Regions from separate parts of the Homo sapiens genome. Here region 2 is linked to region 1. A link is an interaction called in ENCODE POLR2A ChIA-PET data of the cell type or tissue named here. Cell type or tissue: CD4-positive, alpha-beta T cell. All regions are shown on one strand. Links, peaks and the distances in the headings refer to the core of each region. The heading gives the core; the rest is flanking DNA. Region 1 overlaps SEMA4D (semaphorin 4D). Region 2 overlaps SEMA4D (semaphorin 4D).

Evidence for each region. Peaks named below come from ENCODE experiments on the same cell type or tissue, not always from the same donor. Only the 100,000 strongest peaks of a DNase experiment are listed, where the experiment ranks them.
Region 2: POLR2A ChIA-PET joins it to region 1 with 6 read pairs; 10 of 35 experiments call an interaction of 5 or more read pairs at or near these places.

What each region holds. Positions count from the first base shown.
Region 1 is chr9:89,484,269-89,491,299 of GRCh38, forward strand. All of the region lies in intron 1 of SEMA4D (semaphorin 4D), which reads right to left. Among named protein-coding and RNA genes, the nearest start is that of SEMA4D, 10 kb to the right of the region's middle. RefSeq lists silencers at 916-995, 1,006-1,095 and an enhancer at 2,265-2,334. In CD4-positive, alpha-beta T cell, for the core only: no CTCF peak of the experiment used is centred there; a DNase peak (open chromatin) is centred at 5,853; H3K4me3 peaks cover 394 bases; H3K27ac peaks cover 1,705 bases.
Region 2 is chr9:89,436,361-89,445,892 of GRCh38, forward strand. The region is part of intron 2 of SEMA4D (semaphorin 4D); the gene reads right to left. Among named protein-coding and RNA genes, the nearest start is that of SEMA4D, 57 kb to the right of the region's middle. RefSeq lists enhancers at 1-253, 254-1,035, 3,454-4,031, 6,342-6,917, 6,775-6,994 and 1 more. In CD4-positive, alpha-beta T cell, for the core only: no CTCF peak of the experiment used is centred there; a DNase peak (open chromatin) is centred at 4,391; H3K27ac peaks cover 2,304 bases.

The sequences.
Region 1 (7,031 bases), core at 4,303-6,802:
TCTGGGAACAAGGCACGCATGACCAGTCTAGGAAAAGTGTGCAAAGCTCTCAAGACTCCGATGCATACGGGGTATGTGTGTGCTGTGTGTGCTGCGGCACGTGCAGCATATGACTGTGTGGTGTTATGTGTGGGGTTTGATGTGTGGTGTGTGTGGTGTGTATGTGTACAGTGTGTGTTGTGTGTGTTTTGTGTGTGTGTGTGGCATGGTATGTGTATGTACCACGTGGTGGGTTTGTGTAGTGTGTGTGGTGTGTATGGACTGGGTGTGTGGGGTGGGGAGGTACGTGTATGGTGTGTGTATACATGGTGGGGTATGTGTGTAGTATGGGGTGTTCCGTGGTGTGATGTGCGGTGTATGTATGCAGTATATATGTAGTGTGTGTGTGGTGTGGTGTGTGTATGTAGTGTGGTGGCTGTGTGTGTGGTATGTGATGTGGTGTATGGATGTGTTGTGTGTTATGTGTGTGTGGTGTGGCAGGTATGTGTGAAGTGTGTGGTATGGGGAATGTGTGGTGTGGTGTGTGGATGTATTGTGTGGTGGGTGTGTGGTGTGTGGATGTATTGTGTGGTGTGTGTGTAATGTGTGTATACTGGGTGTTTGTGGTGTGGGGGGTATGTGTGTAGTGTGTGGTATGGGGTGTGTGGTGTGATGTGTATGTGTGTGTTGTTTGGTGTGTGTGTACTGGGTGGGTGGTGGAGGCATATGTGTGTAGTATGTTGTGTGTGTGTGTGTGTGTGTGTTCCAGAGCTACATTTTTCAACCTTTTCCTTTGTATTTCTCCTTTGTGATTTCCATAACAAGTATTGTTGCAGAAAATCAGAGAAATGTAGACAAGCACCAAGGAGAAAACAGAAGGCACGTCATCAACTAAACATCTGACTCGCATTTTGGACATGGTCTAGTGCTTTCTAGGCAATTGTAAGTCCTTGCCATGCATGTTGGTTCACAAACTGTTCTTAACACATGATGTATTATGCTGACTTCTCATCTCATTAGGCATATTTTACACTAGATTTTCAAAGAGTGACCAATGTTACTATGGCACATCCTGCCTAACTATTTCACTGTCAGTAGCTGCCCAGGTTATATCTGGATTTTCTATTTATAAACACTGAGAAACACCCTTTTCAATAAATGCTTCTTAACATTCATGATTCTTTAAATAAATGTCTAGCTCATTCAGACTCCAATGGCCAAAGGGTACATGTGCCTTAAAATCTTTAAAACATTAACCGGGCTGGGCACGGTGGCTCACACCTGTAATCCTAGCACTTTGGGAGGCCAAGACGGGAGGATCACCTGAGGTCGGGAGTTCAAGACCAGCCTGACCAACATGGAGAAACCCCATCTCTACTAAAAATACAAAATTAGCCGGGCATGGTGGCGCATGCCTGTAATCCCAGCTACTTGGGAGGCTGAGGCAGGAGAATCACTTGAACTTGGGAGGCAGAGGTTGCAGTGAGCCAAGATTGCACCATTGCACTCCAGCCTGGGCAACAAGAGCAAAACTCCATCTCAAAAAAAAAAAAAAAAAAAAAAAAAAGAAAAAAAAAAAACCACTAACCAACTGCCACCTCCTAGTGCATGCATTAGATGCTGGACCTCAGTATAGAGCATCGAATCACAACTCCTGGCTTCACCACTTCTTGGCTGAGCGGCTTCAAGAATAACATTCTTATTCTCTCTGTTCTCACCTGTAAACAAGAGGGGAGAACTGACCCAGTCTTACAGGACTGTGGTCAGAACTCCATGAGACGGATAGAGTTTGGCATATCATTTATAACAAGGTCACCATGAACGTCATCTAGCATTCTTGTCCCATAACTTCTTTCCCTTGTTTCCAATCTGTCTTTCCAATTCATCACTCTGAAATGCCAGAGTTACTCCTGAGACATCGATCTGATTGCTTTATTTACTGCTCAAATACCTGCATAATTATGCTGAGTGAAAGAAGCCAGACTCAAAGGCTACAATCTGTATAATTCCTTCTATATGAAATTCTGGAAAAGCCTAGAGGGATGGAAAACAGGTCAGTGGTTGCTAGGTCTGGGGAAAGGAAACTGACTACAAAGGGGCACAAGACGGAATTTTTGGAGTTATGAAAATTTTCCATACCTTGATTTGGTGTGGAAATGATTTGGTATGGTTATATTTACCAAAACCACATGCATTAACCAAAACTCACAGAATGGTACATTTAACAGGAAAGATTTCACTGTATATAAAATTATAGCTCAATAAATCACACAAATAACCAGAACTGACTCAAACAGAAACAGAAAATCTTCATAGTCCTATGTTAAGGAATTGAATTCATAATTAAAAGCCTCTCCATAAAGAAAACCCCAGACAGGCTGGGCACAGTGGCTCACACCTGTAAGCTCAGCACTTCAGAAGGCCAAAGCGGGAAGATGGCTTGAGGTTAGGAATTCAAGGCCAGCCTGGGAATCATAGTGAAACTCTGTCTCTGCTAAAATTCAAAAAAATTAGCCAGGCATAGTGGTGTATGCTTGTAGTCCCAGCTACTCTGGAGGCTGAGGCAGGAAGATCACTTGAGCCCAGGAAGTCAAGGCTGCAGTGAGCTATGATTGAGCTATGATTGTACCACTGCACTCCAGCCTGGACAACACAGTGAGACCTTGTCTCCAAAAAGGGAAAGGAAGGGAAGGGGAGGGGAGGGCAAGAGAAGCCCAATCCTACAAAGACTATTCAAAAATAGTAAGAGGAACCACTTCTCAAATCATTGTGTGGGGCAAACTTTACTTTGATACCAATATAAAATACAGTACCAGAAAAGAAAACAATATCCCTCATGACATAGCCACAAATATCCTTAATAAAATTGCAGCAAATCAAATCCAGCAATATATAAATATATATATATAATATATAAAACAAATATATAAAAAAGATACATAATTACCAAGTGGGATTTGTGCCAGAAATGCAAGAATGATTTAACATTCAAAAGTTAACCAGTGTAATTCACCATATTTACAAACAAAAAATGAAAAACCCTATGATCATCTCAACAGATACAGAAAAAGTATATGAGGAAATTCAACACCTACTCATGATAAAAGCTCTCAACAAATTAAAAAACTTCCACCGCCTTGTAAAAGGCACTTCATATCTTTACCTAACATCATACTTAACAACAACAACAACAAAACTTGAAATTCTTCCTTCCTGATATTGGGAACAGGCAAGAATGTCCACTTTTATCACTTCTATTAATCATTGTACTGAAAGTCCTAGAAGTGAAAGAAAAGAAGAAAAAGGAGTAAAAGGCATTCTAACTGGAAAGAAACTGGTCTTTATTCATAATCATCAGAATTATCTATATGAAAGATCTTGAGGGACTACAAAAAAAGCTACTTAAATAGCGACTTAGCAAGGTTCACAGGATAAACAAAAAATAGAAAAAATCAATTGTATTTCTATATATCGCAATTAACAACTGGAAAATAAAATTTTTAAAATCCATGTATAATAATATGAAATACTTATGAGTAAATCTGATAAAACATGTGCAAGACCTGTACACTCAAAACTACAAAACACTGCTGAAAGAAATAAAGGAAGATGAAAATAGAGGGAGATTCCATGCTCATTGGTCAAGAGACCAAATATTGTTACAATGTTTTTTCCCAAATTGATCTAAGGAGTTAATACAATTCTGGCCAAAATCCAAGCAGGCTTGCTGTAGAAACTGACAAACTGATCTTAAGTATATAAGAAAATGCAAAGGATCTAGAACCGACACTACAATTTTGAAAATGAAGCAAAATTGTCATGCTACCTGACTTCAGGAGTTACTACAGAGACAGTGTGATACTGGGACCTATGAGGAATAAGCCATAATGGAACAGAACAGAATCCAGAAACAAAGGCACACAGATATGGTCAATTACTTTACAAACATGGTATCAACATAATTCACTGGAGAAAGAAGAGGCTTGCTGTTGTTGTTTACTTTAAAACAAATGGTGTGAGAACAATCGGAAGTCTACATGTAAAACAATGAACCTCAATCCTTAGCTCTTTCCATTAAAAATTAACTCGAAATGGATCACAGATCTTTTTTTTTTTTTTTTTTTTTTTTTTTTGAGAACAGAGTCTCACTCTGTCACACAGGCTGGAGTGGCTGGAGTGCAATGGTGCGATCTCAGCTCATTGCAACCTCCGCCTCCCAGGTTCAAGTGATTCTCCTGCCTCAGGCTCCCAAGAAGCTGGGATTACATACGTGCACCATCACATCCGGCTAATTTTTGTACTTTTAGTAGAGACAGGGTTTCACCATATTGGCCAGGCTGGTCTCAAACTCCTGACCTCAGGTGTTCCACTCACCTCAGCCTCCCGAACTGTTGGGATTACAGGCGTGAGCCACCACGCCCAACCAAAATGGATCTCAGATCTAAACATAAAAGCTAAAATTACCACATTTTCAGAAGAAAACACAGATAATCTTTATCACTATGGATTAGACAAAGATTTCTTAAATAGGGTACAAAAAGCACAAACCATTAAAACAACTTAAAACCAAAAAGTCTGCCCATTGAAAGATATAACGGATAAAAAGGCAAGCCATAGACTGAGAGAAAATATTTGCAATACAAGTATCTGACAAAAGGTTTGAGTCAAGAATATGTAAAGAACACCTACAACTCACATATAAGAAGACAACCCAATTAAAAAGTGATCAAAAGATCTGAACAGACACTTCACAAAAGAATATACACAAATAGCTAATAAGCACATGAAAAGACGCTCAACTAAAACTGCACAGATACAGCACTACCACATTTCCACTAGAATAGCTAAAATTAATAAGACTGACAACAGCAAGTGTTGGCACAGACGTAAACCAACTGCAACTCTCATGCGTTAGCAGTGGGAACGTAAAATGATACAACTGCTTTGCAAAGCAGTTTGCCAGATTTTTAATCAAGTTAAACATCTACTTACCATGAAACCCTGTAATTCCACTTGTAGGTAGTTACGCAGGAGAAATAAAAACATATGTCCACGCTAAGATTTGCCCACGAATGCTCACAGCATGTCTTATATCATCTTTTATTGTGGTAAAATACTCGTAAGATAAAATTTACCATTTTAAAGCGTATAATCCAGTGGCATTTAGTACATTCGCAATGTTATGTAACCATCACCCCTATCTAGTTCCAGGACCTCAAAAGGAACCCCAATGCATATTAAGTGTTCACTTCCCATTCCCCCACCTCCCCAGCTCCTGGCAACCACTAACGTGTTTTCTGTCTGGAAAGATCTGCCCATTCTGAACATTTCATATCAATGAAATAATACAATATGCAGCTATTAATCTGTGCCTGGCTACCTTCACTTAGAATAATGTTTTTGAGGTGAATTCACATTGTAGCATGTATCAGCGCTTCACTCCTTTTTATGGCTGAATCATAGGCCATGTATGAATATACCACATTTAGCTTACCCATTCATCCACTGCTGGACATCTGGGTTTCCGTCCTTTGGCTACTGGAATAGTGCCACTGTGAACAGCCGTGTATAAGTTTTTGTGTGAGTCCCTGCTTTCAATTCTTTTAGGTATATACGTAGGAGTGGGAGTGCTAGGTCATATGGTAATTCTGTATTTAACTTTTTGAGGAATCTCCAAACTTTTTTCCAAAACAGCTACACCATTTTACATTTCTATCCGGAGTGTATGAGGGTTCTAATTTCTCCATAACCTCACCTACGCTTGTTATTTCCCTCCACCCTCCTTTTTTTTTTTTTAATTAAAGCTAGTAGGGTGCGAGATGGTATCTCACTGTGGCTTTGATTCACATTTCCCTAACAACTAATGATGTTAAGCACCTTCTCGCATGTTTATTGGCCGTTTGTAAATCACCTTTATTGACACATTTACCCATGTTTTAACTGGCAGTTTTTGTGGTTGAGTTGTAGCTCCCAGCACTTTGATTCACAATAAACCCAGAAGAGGAAACAATTCAAACTTCCACCAACTATTCAGCAATAAAAAGACATCAAGTGCCGGTATGCACAGCAACATGTAAGAATCTAAAAAACATTATGCAGAGTGAAAGGAGCTAGACAAAAGAGTATGCAGATGGTCCCCCATTTACAATGGTTTCATTTATGATTTTTTGGCTTTACAATGGTGTGAAAGCCATTCGAATCCAGTAGAAACGGTACTGCGAGTATCCACACAACCATTCTGCTTTTCACTGTCAGTGTGGCATTCAATAAATTATATTCAACACTTTATTATAAAAAAGGCTTTGTGTTAGATGACTCTGCCCAACGGTAGGCTAATATAAGTGTTCTGTGCACGCTGAAGGTGGGCTAGCCTAAGGTATGCTTTTGGGCGGGTCAGGTGTATCAAACACATTTTTGACTTAGGATATCTTCAACTTAATGATGGGTTTATGATTAGGATGTAATCCCATCACAGGTCTAGGAGCAACTGTCAAATATATGCTCCCACTTTGAAAGTATTGAAGAAATAAATCCAATCTATAATAATCTAATCTATGCAGATCAGTAATTGCTGGGAAGAGGGGGTTGAGTGAAAAGGGGCAACAGGGAAATTTAGGGGGATTCTCAGGGCCATATGGTCTCTGTGGCAACTGCTCACCTCTGCTGCAATAGCATAAAAGCAGCCACAGATGATTCGAAATAAATTGGCCCAGCACACTTGACCTGCAGGCCCAAGCTTACCAAATCCTGGTCTATATCCTGATTATGGTGTCAGTCACATGGCTATCTACATGTGTCAAAACTCAGTTAGCTGTGTTTGAAGTGAATACATTTTGTCATAATTCATGTCAATAAAACTGAGTAGGACAGCATTGCCTCTAGTGGGACTCCACGTGGAAAGCACCCCAAGTCTAAGGTGCATCCAACCTGGGGACCGCTACTTTCTCCCCATGGGCCTGTCCCACCCACTCCCAAGTGTGGGCCTGTCTTAGGGCAGCAGTTCAAAAGCCTCTGGGGAGCCTGTTAAAACAGATGGCTGAGTCTGGGCACCG
Region 2 (9,532 bases), core at 3,010-5,509, 49 kb before region 1:
GTGTCCTCAGCCACCAGGGAGGATGGATACTCAGGACACCATCTGGCCCCGCCGCCCCATCCTCACGCAGGGCCTCTGCTCGCCTGGGACGTCTGTCCTGACTGCAGGGGTTTCAAGGGCTCTGTTATTAGTTGGGGCTCAGGCCAGGACTGCTCCAGCCACAACAAGGCACCCTTCAGCGCAGGGACAAGGTCCCGTGGTGAGCCTTCTCCGCAGGCTGTGGAACAACCCTGTCCCATTCTCTTCCTTTTAAACAGCGGGGCTGTTCAGCGATGTGGGCCTGATTGTTTTCCTGTGTGGGCTAATTCAGGGGCTCGTGGGGCAGGGCCCAGTCCCAAGGCTGAGGAAGGAGGAGAAAGGCTGCCTTAGAGGAGGGTGTGGGGGGTTGCGGCCCAGCACCCAAGCCATGCACACCATTGTCCACCCATGGAGCAGCAGGTCGCCTGGCGAGGGCAAGCTCCTGGGTGCCTGAGGACCCTGCAGGCCTGGCCACTACTTCAGTCATCTGGGGGCTCCATGGCAGGATGGGTGAGCTGCCTAAGGCCACGGGACAATGGGGCTAGAGGTGAAGTCCCGAGGAAGCAGATGTAGCCCTGGGCAAGTCACTCTGGCCCTCTGAGCTCTCATGTCCAGCCTTGGACTCAGGAATCACGAAGACAGCTCAGTCAAGAGGTAGCAATGAGGGCAAACTTGGGAGGTGAGCATGCACAGAGCTGCTGGACAGTGCTGCAGCGAGATGGCCTGCTCCCAGCTGGGCAGACGACCCTAAAACAGGAAGCACGTGGCCTCTTTTGTTAGGGGCTGCAGGGCCCTGGCTGCTCTGCGGGCCAGCATGCCCACCCCCATGAGTGGCCTGATCCTAGTGGGCATTGCACAGTGCAATGAAGTGTGGCTCGTGCAGCTCTGGCAGTTTTTATTTTTCTGCAGGCCAGGTTTTCCTCCCACAGCGGCAGGCACCTGCCCTCAGCCTGTAAGGAAGCGCGATGCAGTGAGTATTGCCCAATCTTGGTCGCCCACACTTGGTCTTGAATAAGCAAACAACCACAGGACAAGCAGCAGGGCAGGTGTGAAGCTCGCCCTGAGTCTCTGACACTGCAGGTGTGGCCTCCAGATCCCAGCCTCTGCACCCACCCCCACCCAGCACCAACCCTAGCAGGCGGCAGCGACAGGCACTCCCACTGCTGCGGTGCGCCCTGAGAGGGGAGGGCACAGGCCTGGCGCATGACTGGGCTCAGTGACACGGGCACCTGCCCATGTGTGCCAGCGGCAAGGGGCACAGGTTCCCGGTGCTGCCTCTGGTCAAGGGGTCCCAGGGAGGGAGGTCTGGCTGATGTGTCCAGGTGCTAAAGGAAGGTAGCAACGTGACTTGAGCAGGCACAGGTGACAGCCACACAAATGAGGTCTCTGAGCCTCGGAGATGAACAAGACAGGGACACTGTATAAAAGATGTGGTGCTCTGCCCTGGTCCGCAGCTCGGGACATAGCCAGGACAGGGACATGCTTGAACCCAGATACCAAGTCTAAAATTCCTTAAATTGAGCAACTCAGTCCCAAGGATGAGCCATCCAACCTGCTAACATGCACAGTGCCATCTGGCACCAGGCTCTGCGCCCTTCTCGCTGGAAGATTTCTAATAACCTACAGGGGTAGGGATAGAAGGGCAGGGCCATCTCAGCAAGATGCAGAGAGGAACCAGAGGACACTTTACCCAGTAGGGCACCCAGATGCTGTGGAGGGAGCAGCCTCCCTGGGGGCTGAGTGTGGAAGAGGGAAGAGGGAAGCAACAAAGGTGCACTGTAGAGAATACTCAAGCCAAGCGCCCTGCTTCTCTCCTGGGAGCCTTTTGTGGCCATGAAGGCAAGTTTTAAGTTTGGAGATGAGAAACTGGAGACCCAGGAAGGGTGAAGAGTGAAGGGCTGGGGGCCTCAGCTGGTGCTGGACTTGTGCTCATGTGGATGCCACACTCAGGCTGGCCTGGAGAGAGCTTTCAGGGTGGAGCACCTCCCATGGCAGCTCGTGATGGCTGCATCACAGAATGCAACAAGAAGGTGAGCAGGACGACATTCACCGCGGGAGCCTGGTGACTGCAACTCCTGCTCACGACAGAGCTGGGGTCATGCAATTAGATAAAATATTAATCCAGTACATCACGGGCTGAAAGCTATGCCAGTCAAACCCACATTATGAAGCACTTTATTCTGTCGTTCCTGAGACAAACAACATTTCTAGTGTTAGGGATATTTGAGGCAAAAAATCGAAGTATTCTTTATGTTCTTTGACTAGAATCAAATACAATGTATGTTTTTTCTTTTCTTTTTTTTTTAAGACGGAGTCTCGCTCTGTCGCCCAGGCTGGAATGCAGTGGCGCAATCTCGGCTCACTGCAAGCTCTGCCTCCCAGGTTCACGCCATTCTCCTGCCTCAGTCTCCTGAGTAGCTGGGACTACAGGCGCATACCATCACGCCCGGCTAATTTTTTGTATTTTTAGTAGAGACGGGGTTTCACCGTGTTAGCCAGGATGGTCTCAGTCTCCTGACCTCGTGATCCACCCGCCTCGGCCTCCCAAAGTGCTGGTATTATAGGTGTGAGCCACCGCACCGGGCCTTTTTTTTTTTTTTTTTTTTTTTTTTTTTTTTTTTAACATGGAGTCTCGCTCTATCGCCCAGGCTGGAATGCAATGGCTTGATCTCCGCTCACTGCAACCTCTGCCTCCCGGATTCCAGCGATCCTCCTGCCTCCGCCTCCTGAGTAGCTGGGATTACAGGCACCCACCACTACGCCCGGCTAATTTTTGTATTTTTATTAGAGACATGTTTCCACCATGTTGGCCAGGCTGGTCTCAAACTCCTAACCTCATGATCCGCCCACCTTGGCTTCCCAAAGTGCTGGGATTACAGGCATGAGCCACCGTACCCGGCACAATGTATGTATTTTAAGAACTTCTATAAACTCTACAGTATGTTTCACAATTTTCAGACATGTTTATAGATTCAGAATATATGAGTTACCTGGCTTAACGAATAGGGTTTCTTAGAATCCTCTAAGATCTAGTGGCTGAGTGGAGACCACTCTGGCCTGTAAACTGTCCAGGAAAGTAATGAGCCCTGAAGGTAATTGTCTTAAAGCAATGGTAATATTAAGAGAAACACTCAAACTGGAAAGAAGCATTTCTTCTATGATTAAAGATTTCACAAAAAATTAAGGTTTTTAATTATGCAAAGAAGCTAATGGTTTCAAACACCTGCATTCACCACCCACACGAACAATGTGGTGCAGCATTTATTCCATTTCCATCTAAAAGGTGTCAGCTCAGCCGGCGGCTGACTGGTCTAAAGATCATCGCAGCTGGCCGGACCCCAGAGTGCACTGACAGGTCAATCTGATTTACAAAAAAAGCAAGAGTAAGTGTCTATTTTTAAAAGCCTATTTACAGGTTATTTTCTCTTTACAAAAAAAGTCAGTGATGCCCCCACTTCACGAATTTTAGCTGAATGGAAACCGGCCGACCCACGATCAAGCTCACCGCATCTTAGTGTCAATTTAAGCATTCACTTACTTTAGCCCACAAACATGCCATATAGTCATTCTACATTGGCACACTGCCCCTCAATCACCCTCACCACAGCCCAAAAGTGGACACACGTGCTGGGTCAGGAGCCGTGTCCAGGACACATGGAGACCTGCCTGCTCTTAGTCCCACCAAGGGCAGTCCACAGAGAATGGAGCCACGATAAGAGGCCTGGTGTCCTCCCTGTGAGCCTGACCCTCACCCTGGGAGCCACGCAGGCTGTGGCATCTCCATCCACACCCACCCGGGACGAGCCCTGGAGTGGTGCTGGCTCCTCTGCCCCACAGACCCAGTTGAGGCTCCCTCCCCGCCCCTGCCAGGAAGCAGTGACCACAACGCCTTCCCTCCCATTCCTCTCCAGCCCCTGTGCCTTCTCCCACCCACGCTTTCACCCACCCCCATGGTATAGCTACATGAGTATCTCGAAACTCCAAATCTGGTCTTGACATGCCTCTGCCAAAAAGCCTTCAACAGCTCTTTGCTGCCTTTTGCTTAAAATCCCAACCCTTTACCCTCACAATGCTGTCTGATCCACCTCCCACCCGCACCCATCACCCTGGCCCCTGAGCCCTACCCTCCGCTTGCCCTCCACACTCAGCCCCCAAGGAGGCTGCACCCTCCACAGCAGCAGGGCCCTTCTGGGTAAAGCGTCCCCTGGTCTCCTGGAAAAAAAGGAGGCTGCTTCCTCCTCTGAGCTCCCCGGCACCTCGTGCAAGACTTATTCATGTTCCTCTGCAAACATTTCCTAACTACTTGCTACGTGCCACATGCCGTGCTAAGTGCCAGCAGAGCAAAGTGGGGCTGACTCCACCCTACGGAACCCTTCCAGTGGGCAAGACATCAATGTCCCACAGCATGTGCTTGCGTGTGTGTGATGACACACTGTGACAAGTCCTGAGTAGGAACACACAGGGTGCCAAGAGAACTACAGGAGACAAGCTGGCCTGGTGAGGAGGCTAAGTTGGACCTGAAGGGTGAGGTGTCAGAAATGCACAAGTACACTTTAACTGGACTACTGCAGCAAATTTCCACCCAAGAGGGCAAAACAGCATGCAACTTGACTGATCAGAGCTCCTGAAAGTTGTTTGACCTGCTCACCCAGGGAGTCCTTCTAAGAACAACAAGCCACTCTCCTGGGCAAGCTGCTCCCTCAGCAAACCACCATCAGGCTGGCTTCACGCCCTCTGCTGCGTCCACTGATCTTAAAGTCTTATTACACATTGTAAACATGTCCCAGTCCAAATCAGACCAGCCACCCACATTGAAAGATCTGCCTTAAACCAAACTCCCAGACCTTACGAATACCAACCCTTGGCCTCCGCTTCCACACACGCGCAGGACTCGGCCGGGCGGCACTGTTCCTCCCAGCAGCGGGCAATTTCCACAGCTTCGCGTGGTGGACGGGCCATCAGGGAGGACTCTTCAGGAATTTGGCACCAACAACATTAGCTTTCCAGGCAGACAGAACAGCAGGCAAGACAGAGCCCAATGTGTCTGGGATCAGAAGGAAAGGGGATGTGGCCGAGGTGATGATGGCAGAGGCAACCCTGAGCTCTGGCTGGAGATGTCGGTACCGGCCAGGCCCCCATTCCCACATCATGGGCCACCCCCACATCACTGTGTCAGGATCAGAATGCCCCAGACCATGGGAAGGAAGTGAGGGCAGCCTGGAAGCAGCAGGCAGGGAGGGGACCAATTCCCCACCACCCCATGGCTCCTCCTCAGGGCTCCTGGGACCTGCCTGGAGGCTGTGGCTGCTTTGTCCCTGGGTGTCCTCAGTACCCTCTTTGTCATTTCAGCCCCAATACCTGTCTAACCACTCTGCGTCCAGCTTTCCTGCCTGGGCCCTAACCCCCCTCCCACACTCCCATCCCAGCCCACACTGTTAAACTTCAGCTTCTGATCTAAGTGAAAGGGAAGTCCAGCAACTCCAGGCCCCACCGTGTGGACAGAGGGCTAGAGGCTGGCAAGAGGGGCTCATGGCCACGCCCATGTTTGACAGTCCCTCACCAGGCACCCATCCCCATGGCTGTGTTTACACATTTCTCTTCCCCATTGGACTGTAAGGCTCTGTTATTTAACGTGCCTGAAATCTTGCACAGTTCATGGATGTGTAGACCAGCAATGGCCAGGCTGGTGAGTTCAGCATGTTCCTGATCACCCCTCCCCATCATCAGCACCCAGTGAGCTGGGGCTGTTTCCTTCCCTTTTCCCCTGGCCCAGGACACATCTTCAGGCCAGAGACATGGTTTGCTGCGCCGTACGGCCCAGGTCAAGGTCACTGGCCAAAGCACTGGGAGGGGCTCAGTGGGTCGGCTCTGGGCACCACGGCTGCCACGAGGGTGGTAGGGGCTGCTGGAGCCCCCCACTCCAGCCCCACTGGCCCGCCTGTCAGAAGAGGAGGGAGCTACCTGCTCTTTCCAAGCTTGCCAGGCTCCAAGAGTCCTCTGTTAAACATGGCAGCTTTGCAGGAAGAATACGGACCTCATTAGTTAAAATGCAGTGGAATAGAAAAAATTGTAAGAAAACCATGCAGCAGCAGCAACATGTCAAAAGAGTGAGATGGTCAGCAGCAAGGAGGGGAGGAGGGGTGGGCGCCATCTGAAACCATGCATAAAAATAAACCATCTGCCTGGCCGGGGTCCTCTTCCTCTACTTGCTAGAAACACAGAGTTCAAGGTAAAAATGGAAAAGACAATGAGTTTCACTTCCACAGGCCCCAACAGCTAGCAAAGAATCAGACCCACTCACCCTGAGCTGTCAGGATACATGCAAGGGGAGGGGAGGGTTCCTGGGGTTCATAACTGCATCCGTCCCAGAGAGGGATCAGCACCAGACAGTGTCTGGCATGGCTGCAGCCCTCCCCATCCTTCTCACCATTTCCCAGCGAGGAAACACCAGACCCGGGCAGATGTGAGTCAATGCTGGGGACCCTGGTTCACGCATGTGCCGGTGTCGTCTGCAAACCTGGGCCCCGGGCCTGGGCTGGGACAAGCCTGTCATCACACAGCCTGTGAGACTTTTAAGGGCCTTCACTGGGGCTAGAGCAACCTCGGATGCCCACCAGGACCGTGCTCAGCAGCAGGAGGGCCCCCTGCACCCCTACAGCATGCCTGCACAGCCTCTGCCTGACCTGGGACTGAAGCCTCCCAGGAGGAAGGCGGCTCTTCTCCCCAGGAGGTGACTCACAGTCCAGAGCCCAGCCCCATCAGGTCCCCTAGGGACTTCTCCACAGCTTCAAGAGTGAGACTTCCCTGTCAGTGGCGGGATTATGACCACCCACACTACCCCCCTGGACAGAGGCCGGGTCGCGAGGTGCTCTGGAGAAGAACGGATGCCAGTGCTCAACTGGACACACACTCCAGCCACAAGCCATATGTGGGCTGAACAAGGAGCTTAAACAGGGCCACCAGGATGCCCATGGGCCCAGTCTCCAGCCACCTTCCCACGGGGCCTGGCTGCCCTGTCCACCTTCTCACTGACCTCGAAGCGGGTGTACCACGGTCCTGTTGTCCCTGCAGAGTGGAGCCTTCAGCTGTCTGACAGAAAATGAGCCCTCCCAGTAAAGCACAGCGTGGACTCCACCCGCCCATAATAGCCACCCGGGAAGCAGGTCCGGCCAGCAGCAGCCGCCAGAGGAGGATCTGCCTGGGGTAGGCGGGTGGCGGACGGCCCTGGCCCTGCAGCGCTCAGCTGCACCCCACCCCATGCCTGCCTCCGAGCTGGTGGCCAGGACCTGGCTGCCTCCTGTCCTGGCTGTGAGTCCTGTATGGGCTGGCACCTGAAACTCTCTACCCTCCCTCCACAGCATGGGTGGGGCTGGGGTCACCAGTGGGTAACTGCAGGCCCTGACCTCCTGGGCTCCCTGCATAGGTGTGGCCTGCCCTGCTAAAGCAGTGCCACAGAAGATGGGGCACAGAGAGCATTTGGAGACTGCGAGGTGCCAGCTGCCAGAGGTGCCTGGGCATGGGCATCCTCAGGGGCCCAGAGTCAGGCAGCCCTGGGCCAGGCACAGGCACCTAAGCTGCAGTGACACGGTCACCCCACTGCATGCCCATGCATCCTCCCACCACGGGCAGAGTCAGGGCACTCATGCCCAAAGGAAATCCAAGCAGTGGGTGGGTCCCTGACACGAAGGGTTCTCTTTTCACTGCTCCCCCCATAATAAACCTGCTTTACATTTATTGTCCTAGACACCTTGCCTTTTAGAAATTATACCTACCTACCATAGACATAATTCTGCGTCCACCTGGTGGTCTCTGTTTTCCTGCTTCACCTTGGCCTCCCTCCCCACCTCCATGGCCTCCTCCCTGGCTGCCCCTCTAGCACAGCTACAGTGTACCCACCCTTATCATGCTCTGCCCAGGAGTCATAAGGAGAAACACAGGCAAACACATACAGGCATACACAGGAGCACTCCTGCCATCACGGCTCACAAAGCACGTCATCACACACACAGCACATGAGGGGACTCCTCCCAGCTATCAGCACTTGCTCTGCAGCCGCTACTGACGGGATGTGGGCACGTGAAGAGACAAGCAGGCCAGCGAGTGGGATGGAGGATCCCCAGACGGAACCCAGTTTACATGAGACCCTAACAGACCACAGAGCTGTCATTCAATTCATTGGTCAAAGGACGGATTATTGACTAATTAGTGCTGGCACACTGGAAGGAAACAAAATTGCCCTCCCCCACCCCAAGCATATTATTTCATGTTAAAAGCATTCTAGACACGTTCAAGAGTTTAATTCAAACACACAAAACAAGAAAACTCCTGCCAGAAAATCCTCAGACAACCCATGTAATCTTCTTAACAAACGCTGGTACCCACGAGCCCTAAGAGAAAAGAGACATATTCGACCATAAAATGAGTTAATCTGGACAGCAAATGATACATTAATAAAAGAAACTGGCAAAGAAAAGAATTAGGAATAAACGTTTTCCAAGCAGAAGAAAGAAGATCAATATCTATAACAAATCCAGAGCTCCTACAGATTGGCAAAAGAGGGCTGAACATCCCGACAGAACAGGGTCACAACACACAACAGGCGATTCACAGAAGATCCAAACGGCCACAGAATATCCAACAAGGATGCGACACTCACCAGGATCTGGGGTGACACCATCAAGGCCACAAAGCTGTCACTCTGCCCTTGAAGACTGACAAGTCAGTTTATAGTGTTTCATGCCACCGCCGAAAGAAGGTGCTGGAACAGGGAGCTCCCTGTGCTCACAGGGAAAGGATGAACTGTTGGATCTTTTCAGAAACGGATCCTGCAAGATCTATTACAAGGAAGAGACACACGCTCTTTGGACCGTGAGTGCTGCTCCCTGAAACCCATGCACTGAATGACAGCTCCAGAGCATGGCCAGGGTATTCACGGAAGCACTGTTTACACTGCCTGTATGGTTTTCAGGCAGCAGCTCTCACCAGTGACCACAAACTGGGTGGCTTACAACAACAGAAGTGTATTCCCTCACAGTTCTGCAGGACAGAATTCTGAGATCAGTTTCACTGACCAAAATCAGGGTGTCAGCAGGACCATGCTCGCTCTGGAGGCCCCAGGGGAGACTCCCTTCCTGGCCTCTTCCAGTTTCTGGTGGCAGCAGCGTTCCTTGCTTTGTGGTTCTTTGGTTAGTCAGGGTTCTCCAGAGAAGCAGAACCAATAGGATGTGCACAGGGAGAGAGAGAGATTTATTATGTGCTCGGCTCACGTGATTATGGATCTGTCATCCACAAGCTGGAGACCCTGTGAAGCTTCCATTCACAGGCAGTCAGACAGCCGAAGTCCCCTCTGACTTGGGAAGCCGGGTCTTTTTGTTCTATTAAGGCCTTCGACAGATTGGGTGAGGCCAACTCACTCTGGGGAGGGCCACCTCCTACCCCACCTTCTACTTTGCACGCCATACCCAGGCCTCAGGCGGGTTCCCTACCCATGCTCCCAGCCTCTGCGTCCACCTCA